Regions from separate parts of the Mus musculus genome. Here region 2 is linked to region 1. The links are chromatin contacts, found by Hi-C in ENCODE. All regions are on one chromosome and are shown on one strand. Each heading gives the region's core, a stretch centred on a gene start or an enhancer-like site at or near the end of the contact. The rest is flanking DNA. Distances are from core to core; before and after follow the strand shown. Region 1 holds the start of Msc (musculin). Region 2 holds the start of Terf1 (telomeric repeat binding factor 1).

Region 1 (3,841 bases), core at 565-3,064:
TGTTCTGCACCTGTATAAACAACCCAGATTTTTAAAACCTATATGCCTGCCCCTAATGTGTGAGAGTATGTATTTATAGTGATAGCTTCAAGTCATCTATATGTAACACCTCTGCCTTCCATCTTTCTGCCTGCACCCCCATCTCCACCCCGCCCCCTTTTGCCTGGCCAGGCTTGCCTACAGTCAAGTTTAAGCAATCCAAAAACAAAACAAAACAAAAAAAACAAAACAAAACAAAAACAAAACAAAACCCAACTCTCTGCCAAATACAGCTGCGTTTCCCCAACCCAGAAAATCTGAGAGCAAAGGACTTTTTTACTCAAATTGTCTCACGATGAGAACCTCTCTTACCCTACCCCCAACCAAAGACAAAAGGTACAAGAAAACTTCAGGAACGGTAGCAAGTAGGGGTGGTTGTACACAATACCCCTAAGTGGGAGGTATCGCCTTGAGACAAGGTGGAGGGAAGCCTGAAGGGCCGAATCAACCCCTGCCAGCCACCTGCTATGATACTTCAGGCTCAGGGCTCAGCTATTTGTTCTGCTGTAAAGACTAGAATTTGCTAGGCAGCTTCTGCATCCGCGTATCTGCTTGACCCACTCTCATCTGGAACCTGTGAGAGGAGAAGTACAAGAAGACAACAGAGTGGAACAGAAAAGAAACTCAGCTTCCTTCTGCTCAGCCAAGGCAGTCAAACCCCAACCCTTTAAGGGCACCAATTCCTCCGTCTGGAGCACAGCGGGAGTCCCGGCTGACACCTGTCTGTTTGTTAACAAAGCCCCTCAGCTTGAGCACACTTGGCCTGCCTTCCACCTTGTTTTGTCTGCTCTGGGGTTGGGGAAGGCAAGGTGTTTTGTTGTGACTTGAAATGCAGCACAATTCTAGGGGCTGCTTGGTAGTCCTTTGGGTTTTGGTTGTTATTGGTCTTTCTTTGCTTTGCTTTTCCCCTTTCCTTTCTCTTTAATTTTGGCAAGGCAACTGTGCTGACATACTATTCTGCATCCAAGAACTTGCTCTCAAAGCGTTGGGTCTGAGTCCAAACCTTAATCACGCGGAGGAAATCTTACAACAGTGGAAAATAACATCTCTTGATGTGTAGGTTAGGAGGCTTGTGGCTACTGAAATGCTACAAACACACAGATTCCTGATCCCACTTATTTGCTCTCCCAGTGATTTTGCAAGATGGACATCATAACATGTAAGTTTCAGAAATTGCTTGAAGATGAAACAAGACAAAGTAGAAAAAAAGCGCTGCCATGTGAACTATAAAAGCGGGGGCGGAGGGGGGATGGGGGTCAAGAGATGGGTCATTGGAGCTGCTCCTTAGTTTTTGCTCTTTCTCTGTACTCGTTCTATGAAGCCTTGGATAAGCAAACACACATCTTGAGTAATGAACTTGAATGACAGGTCCCCAGGAACACACTGGGAGACAAGCCGCACTGGGCATGCTCAGATTCTTCAGTTCCCACTAAGACCAGCTGCAGGTGAAAATGGAATGAGTAGGAACAAGGTCTTTTCTTTTTGTTCCCAAATCTCACTTACCTCGCACAGATACTCTGAGGGTCAGTCGTGGGCGTAGAGGCCTAAGTCTTTGCTTTGCGCGCAAACATTCCTTGCCCCCGCCCCGCTAACCGCAGGGTTCAGGGGGGAAAAAACGATCCCCACCCCTTCCACGCCCCTGCCCCACCTCTTGTCCCCCTTTCAAGCCCCCTCTACTTTGCCGAGGGGGAGGGGGGTGGCTTTTCCCTAAGAGTACAGATAAATAGTCCTGTCAAAAGGCTCAGCTCGCGGCTGTACTTTTGGATCCGGAGTCAAGTTCAGCAGAGCCCTGGGCTACAGGGTCAGCAGCAGATCGCGCCCACTCCAGGCGCCCAGCTCACAGGGGAGCCTCAGTGCGGAGGCAAGCCCTGGTCTCTGGTCCTCCCCTGGGCTCTCCCACACCCCATCCTCTGTCAGAGAGAAGAAGCCAGAGAAAGCGAGACTGGCCGGGGAGGAGAAAGGCGCGCGCGCGTGGGCGCCGGGGAATAGGCGATGTCCACCGGCTCGGTGAGTGACCCCGAAGACTCGGAGATGAGGGGGCTGCAGAGGGTCTACCCGGCCCCGGCCTCCAAGAGGCCGCCCCTGCTCCGCATGGAGCGCGGTTACGGCTCGCCCAGCGACATTTCTTCTGCGGAAGAGGAGGACGGTGAAGAGGAGCCCGGCTCCCTGGGAGCCGCGGGAGGATGCAAGAGGAAGCGGCTCCGTGGGGCTGACGCTGGCGGCGCAGGTGGCCGCGCAGGCGGTGCGGGGAAGAAGCCGCTCCCGCCTAAGGGCTCGGCCGCAGAGTGCAAGCAGTCGCAGCGGAATGCGGCCAACGCCCGCGAACGCGCCCGGATGCGCGTGCTGAGCAAAGCCTTCTCCAGACTGAAGACCAGCCTGCCCTGGGTGCCGCCCGACACCAAGCTTTCCAAACTGGACACGCTGCGCCTGGCTTCCAGCTACATCGCGCACCTGCGCCAGCTGCTGCAGGAGGACCGCTACGAGGACAGCTATGTGCACCCTGTGAACCTGGTAGGGATGCTGCGCTCGAGGCCGGGGGACAGCAGCCCAGAGCGCTACCCGGGCCCAGGGCTGGCTCGGCCCCAGACGAAGAGCCAAGAGGGGAGGTTTCTGGAACCAGTGGTAAGGAATCTGGTTCAGTGACCTCCGAATCAAGGCAAGAGGAGCCAGCCATTTGCTGGGAGAAAATCATCCAGCCATCTGAAAATGTCCTGGTCCTTTGCCTGGCGACTGCTATCTGTTAACACCCTACTTCTGGGATAAAGTGTGGCTTCCCACTTGGGAGTATTTCTAAGTTTTTAGGCCAAGTTGGAAAAACAAAACAAACCAACCAACCAAACAAACAAAAACTCAGTTGCCCAACTTTTTCCAGACAACAACCTAGCAGGGTTGAATCGCCAGTGCTGCTTTCTTTAAAGGGGGAAGGGGGAGATTGGGAGAACCTAACTTTTTTAAATAAACGTTTGAGTGGTTTAAACAAAAGAAAACACTAATGCAACATAGTTTTCCTGGACGCGACTGTCCGGAAAGTCCCTGTCTAACCTGCCAGCTCCATGAGCTTGGGAAAGATCTCATCCAAACCTATTTAAAAAGGAATGCAGCGTGTGTGTGTGTGTGTGTGTGTGTGTGTGTGTGTGTGTGTGTGTGAGGGAGGGGGACATTAAATCACAGAATTCTAAACTCTCGCCCTTTTCACAGAAAAATCATGTGGGCAACCCATGAGGAAAGCATGAAGGTACGCTGTCGCTCTCAAATAATCAGTAACCAGTAGGATTAAAAATCTAATCAAAGGACAAGACACACACATTTCCAGAACGCTAATAAAAGCGAGGGACCGCCGGGATTCCCTTGGGAAAGTGGTTTCATTTTGTGATCGTTTCTCCTCCGTAACTGATGCTCATTTCAATTTTTTCAGACGTGGCCATTCGTGGTCTCTGGACGCCCAGACTCTGACAGCAAAGACGTTTCTGCAGCCAACAGGCTTTGTGGAACTTCCGCTTAGAGGGACAGGGCAGTTAGATGGATTGTGGTAAACGCAAAGGACTGGGCCAAGGAAGTCCCACTGGATTCTGGACCTTCTCCTTTCCCTGGGCCTGTGAACAAGACAGGAGACAAGTGTGGTTTGCCCTCCTGGAGCGCAGGTGGCCATGGGTGCCCCAAATCAGTGCAAACTTCTGTAACCAAAGAAAGCCCAGTTTCAGGGGAAGAATACGTGGACCAGGTAAAAACCTAGGGCTTTAGCTCTGATCACAACCCCCTGCCTGCTATCTGAGTCCAGTGCAGAAACGGGTTGGTTTTGAAG
Region 2 (3,527 bases), core at 454-2,953, 1.0 Mb before region 1:
CTGGGCCTCGCCTTCTGGTGGAAGCCTTTATAGAGGACATGGAAGAGGGACGCTCTCCCTCTCCCCACTTACTCCCACTCTCAGGAGCAAGTCCATTCCTTCACTGACAGTGGAGTCGACTTTGGGATTCTGGCATATACTGGCGATATCAAGCATCATAGACCGAACATTACTGGATTCTTAAAAAGTTGTTACTCAAGAGAACCCTAATATAATACTCAACAAAAACTGATCATAAATTTAGAACTGTAGATTCGAATTAATTTTTTAAAAATCTTTAAAAAGTTGTAATATTACTGTTCTAACAAACCATAACTCAAATGTGAAACAGATACTCAAAATTGTTTTTACCAAGATTCACATCTAAATTATAAAATGTATCAAATCACTACTTTGCAATTTATACCATGAAGTTCTTTGTATTTTAGGAAGTAGTATACATATGTAAAGGTTTCCATTGAACTTGTTCAATTCATAATCAACTTTATAACATTTATTTCTTTTTTGTTTGGTTGGTTGGCTTTTCGGGACAGGGTTTCTCTGTATAGACCTGGCTGTCCTGGAACTCACTTTGTAGACCAGGCTGGCCTGGAACTCAGAAATCCGCCTGCCTCTGCCTCCCAAGTGCTGGGATTAAAGGCGTGTTTGAACAAACACAAAGATACACTTGGCAGTGAATATGTACACTGGTAAGCCAACCATATTCCTGGATGTCTCTCACCAACACACAGGCCAGAAGACAAACTTGGGTCTGAGTTTTCAGGCACTGTCAAACTTTTTAAACATTTAAACAAAAGATTCATTTATTTTTATTTTATGAATATGGGTATTTTACCTGCACGTCTGTCTGTGTAACATGTGTATACAGTGCCCGTTGAGGCCAAAAGACGGAAATTTGATCCCCTGGAGTTTAAAAATCCTTCCTCCCCAGGCCTTTGTTTTTGGCCTTCCACTGGCCTAAAGCTTGCCAAATTGGGTTGGGCCAGGGGTCAGTGAGCCCTAGTCACCGGTCTTCCCAGCGCTGTAAGTATATGTGTATGGCATAGGCTCTGGGGATCAAACGCAGGTTCCCTGGCTTGCAAGATAAGCATTGACAAGCTGTACTACCTCCCTTGGCAGCCGCATCCCGGCCCTTCTTAAATGTTTCTATATTCATCTGTTAGAGTTTGGCTCCAGAAGCAGCGGTAGCAACTGGGCTGGCTCCCTTTAAAACAAACAAACAAACATTCTGTCCAGGGGACGCGGAAGGCGTGGGGGCGGGAGCCAGGACTTCCAGCAAACAGGAAGCGGCCGGTTTCGCGCCGTCTCCCGCCTGGGATCCCGCCCCGGTGTGTGCGGGGCAAGCAGGTCTCGGCCGCGACGCAGCCTCCGGCCCGGGAGCCCGCACTCACCCTCGGCGCTGTCACGAGTACGACGAAAGTCCTCGGAGCGGCCGTCACGGAAGGCTCGGCACAGAGACAGGCAGAGGAAGTCGAGCATCCAGCCCGCAGCCACGGCCTCCACCTCAGCCACAAGCTCCGCGTTCTCCATCTCTCTCGGGGTCCCCAGCTGAAGCTGGCACTGGAGCAGCTCCGCGTCGTCTCCCACCTCCTCCTGCTCTGGAGAATCCGAATCTGTCCAGCCCTCACGGCTCGGCGCGTCCCGGGCCGCTGAGGAGACCGTCTCCGCCATGTTAAACCGAAAGCGCTCGCCGTGCCTCAGCTGGCGCCGTGCGCTGATTTGCTCGCGGTGGGCGTGGAAGTCAGCCAATCGCATCGCTAGGGTGGGCTAGTGGCTGGAGCTTGGCTTCCGATTGGCTGAGAACTGCTAAATTCCTTGTCGATCCGAGCCCAGGCGTTTTGGATAGTGTAGCTTCTGGATGATAGGCTAAGATACATTTTAAAAAATGCAATCTGCGCTGGAAACAGGGTAGTTAAAACCGAGAGGTTTTTGACTGCAGATTTTGACTGCATGGCACTGCGCGTCTATAATCCCAGCAGCACTCAGGAGGTGGAGACAGGAAGATTAGGAATTAGGGCCATCTTCAACTACAAAGTCTAGGCCAGCCTGGAGCACTTGAGCGTTATGGCAGCAGCAGCACCAGAAATTTTAACTTGTCGCCATAAACATGAGCATTTAACCCTGTTACACTGTAATCACACTGTCTTTCTACCCTATGTGTTCATTTTATTGAAATCCGGGGTTATTAAAGCTGAAATTGCTGGGCTCTGATTTTTCACTAAAGTTCTGCCTGGGGTGAGCGGGTAGGATGGTGCTGACCCTGGAATTCGCAAGTCTAGTCAGTTCCCCATGAATGCTGAGACTGTTAGTCCCAGGACCACATTTTGATCACTATTACTGTACAATGTTTGCATTGAATGAAAGTATAACAACGTAAAAACAGAATTCTAGGCCTTTAGGCCCAGGCTTGGGAATGTGGCCTTTGTAAAGGTATGCTAATCATAAAAGAGATAGCGACATTCCTCTACCCACCCGCTTCCTGGGTTCAAAGAGTGCTCATTCAAAGAAAGTCACCCTGGCCATTACCAGAACCTGCAATGCAAATGTGCTATTGTTAGGGGCTCTTAGAAGCTGTCTTGAGAGTTAACAATTACCAGGTATTCCTTGTGACTCTATTAACTTTACACTTCCTTGTGACTCTTAACTGGTATCTTTGGTATCTTCCAACAACGCCCTCCCCACTTCCTTGAGTTTCGGTTTCTTCCTTTAAATACCCCCTTACCCAGCTACTGGGGCGCCACGGTCCTCTACCCCTGCGTGGTGTATGACCATGGGCCCGAGAGCGCTCTTGAATAAAAAATCCTCTTGCAATTTGCAGCAAGACCCGTTTCTTGTGGGTGATTTTGGGGTGTCGCCTCTCCTGAGTCAGAACGTGGGGGAGCCCTCACATTGTGGGTCTTTCATGACCATGAGGGCATATTACCCCCAGGCTCTAGAGATGGTGTTGCAGTAAATATTATTTGGGGGTTCTACCCTGTGGGGAATTGCAGGTTGGTCTCCAGTTGAGCTGAGGTCTTAACCCCGATGGTCATAATGCACCTTCATGACACAGTAGGCGTTCCCTCATGCTCCTGGAACTCTGGCTCCTGCCTAAGTTACCGCCCCCCCCCCCACACACACACACACAGCCCCCACAAGAGAAGCATGTTCAGTAGTCACGTAGGCAATGGCCCTAGCTTTTGACCTTCAGGCTCAACTCCTCCCCAGTTACCTAACAACAGTAAAGAACATAAAAAGGGCTGTTACGCTCTTACTGCTTACTCTTGTCTCCCTCTTACCCCTCACTCTCACCATCTCTCCTCTCTTTGTCTTCTCTCCTCTCTCCTCTCTGTTTTCTCGTCTCGTCTCCTCTCCTCTCTCCCTCTTACTCTCTTTCTCTCTAGCCCGCCCCCCCCCCTCTCTCTTCTCTCTTTCTCCTGCATTTCTATAATAAAGCTCTTAAACCATAGAGAGTCTCTGCTCATCAAGGCTGCGTGCACTCTTGCAGGTGTTGGGAACCTCTTCCCTCATCCCTCTCTCCTATAACC

Evidence for each region. Hi-C counts contacts between places; a loop is a spot of excess contacts on that map.
Region 2: a map of T-helper 2 cell shows a loop between it and region 1 (7-fold over the local background). The contact joins the promoter of Terf1 here to the promoter of Msc in region 1. A Hi-C loop is called at or near these places in 4 of 37 maps with a recorded cell type or tissue (T-helper 1 cell, T-helper 17 cell, T-helper 2 cell and 1 more).

The regions. Positions count from the first base shown.
Region 1 is chr1:14,753,939-14,757,779 of GRCm38, reverse strand. Msc (musculin) reads left to right here and starts at 1,814. Exons shown (of 2, transcript NM_010827.2): 1 at 1,814-2,550; 2 at 3,455-3,841. The coding sequence starts at 2,032. The coding sequence ends at 3,541. Gm9947 (a long non-coding RNA gene) reads right to left here and starts at 1,793. Exons shown (of 4, transcript XR_003947744.1): 1 at 1,543-1,793.
Region 2 is chr1:15,803,822-15,807,348 of GRCm38, reverse strand. It overlaps Terf1 (telomeric repeat binding factor 1), which reads right to left and starts at 1,703. Exons shown (of 10, transcript NM_009352.3): 1 at 1,392-1,703. The coding sequence starts at 1,671.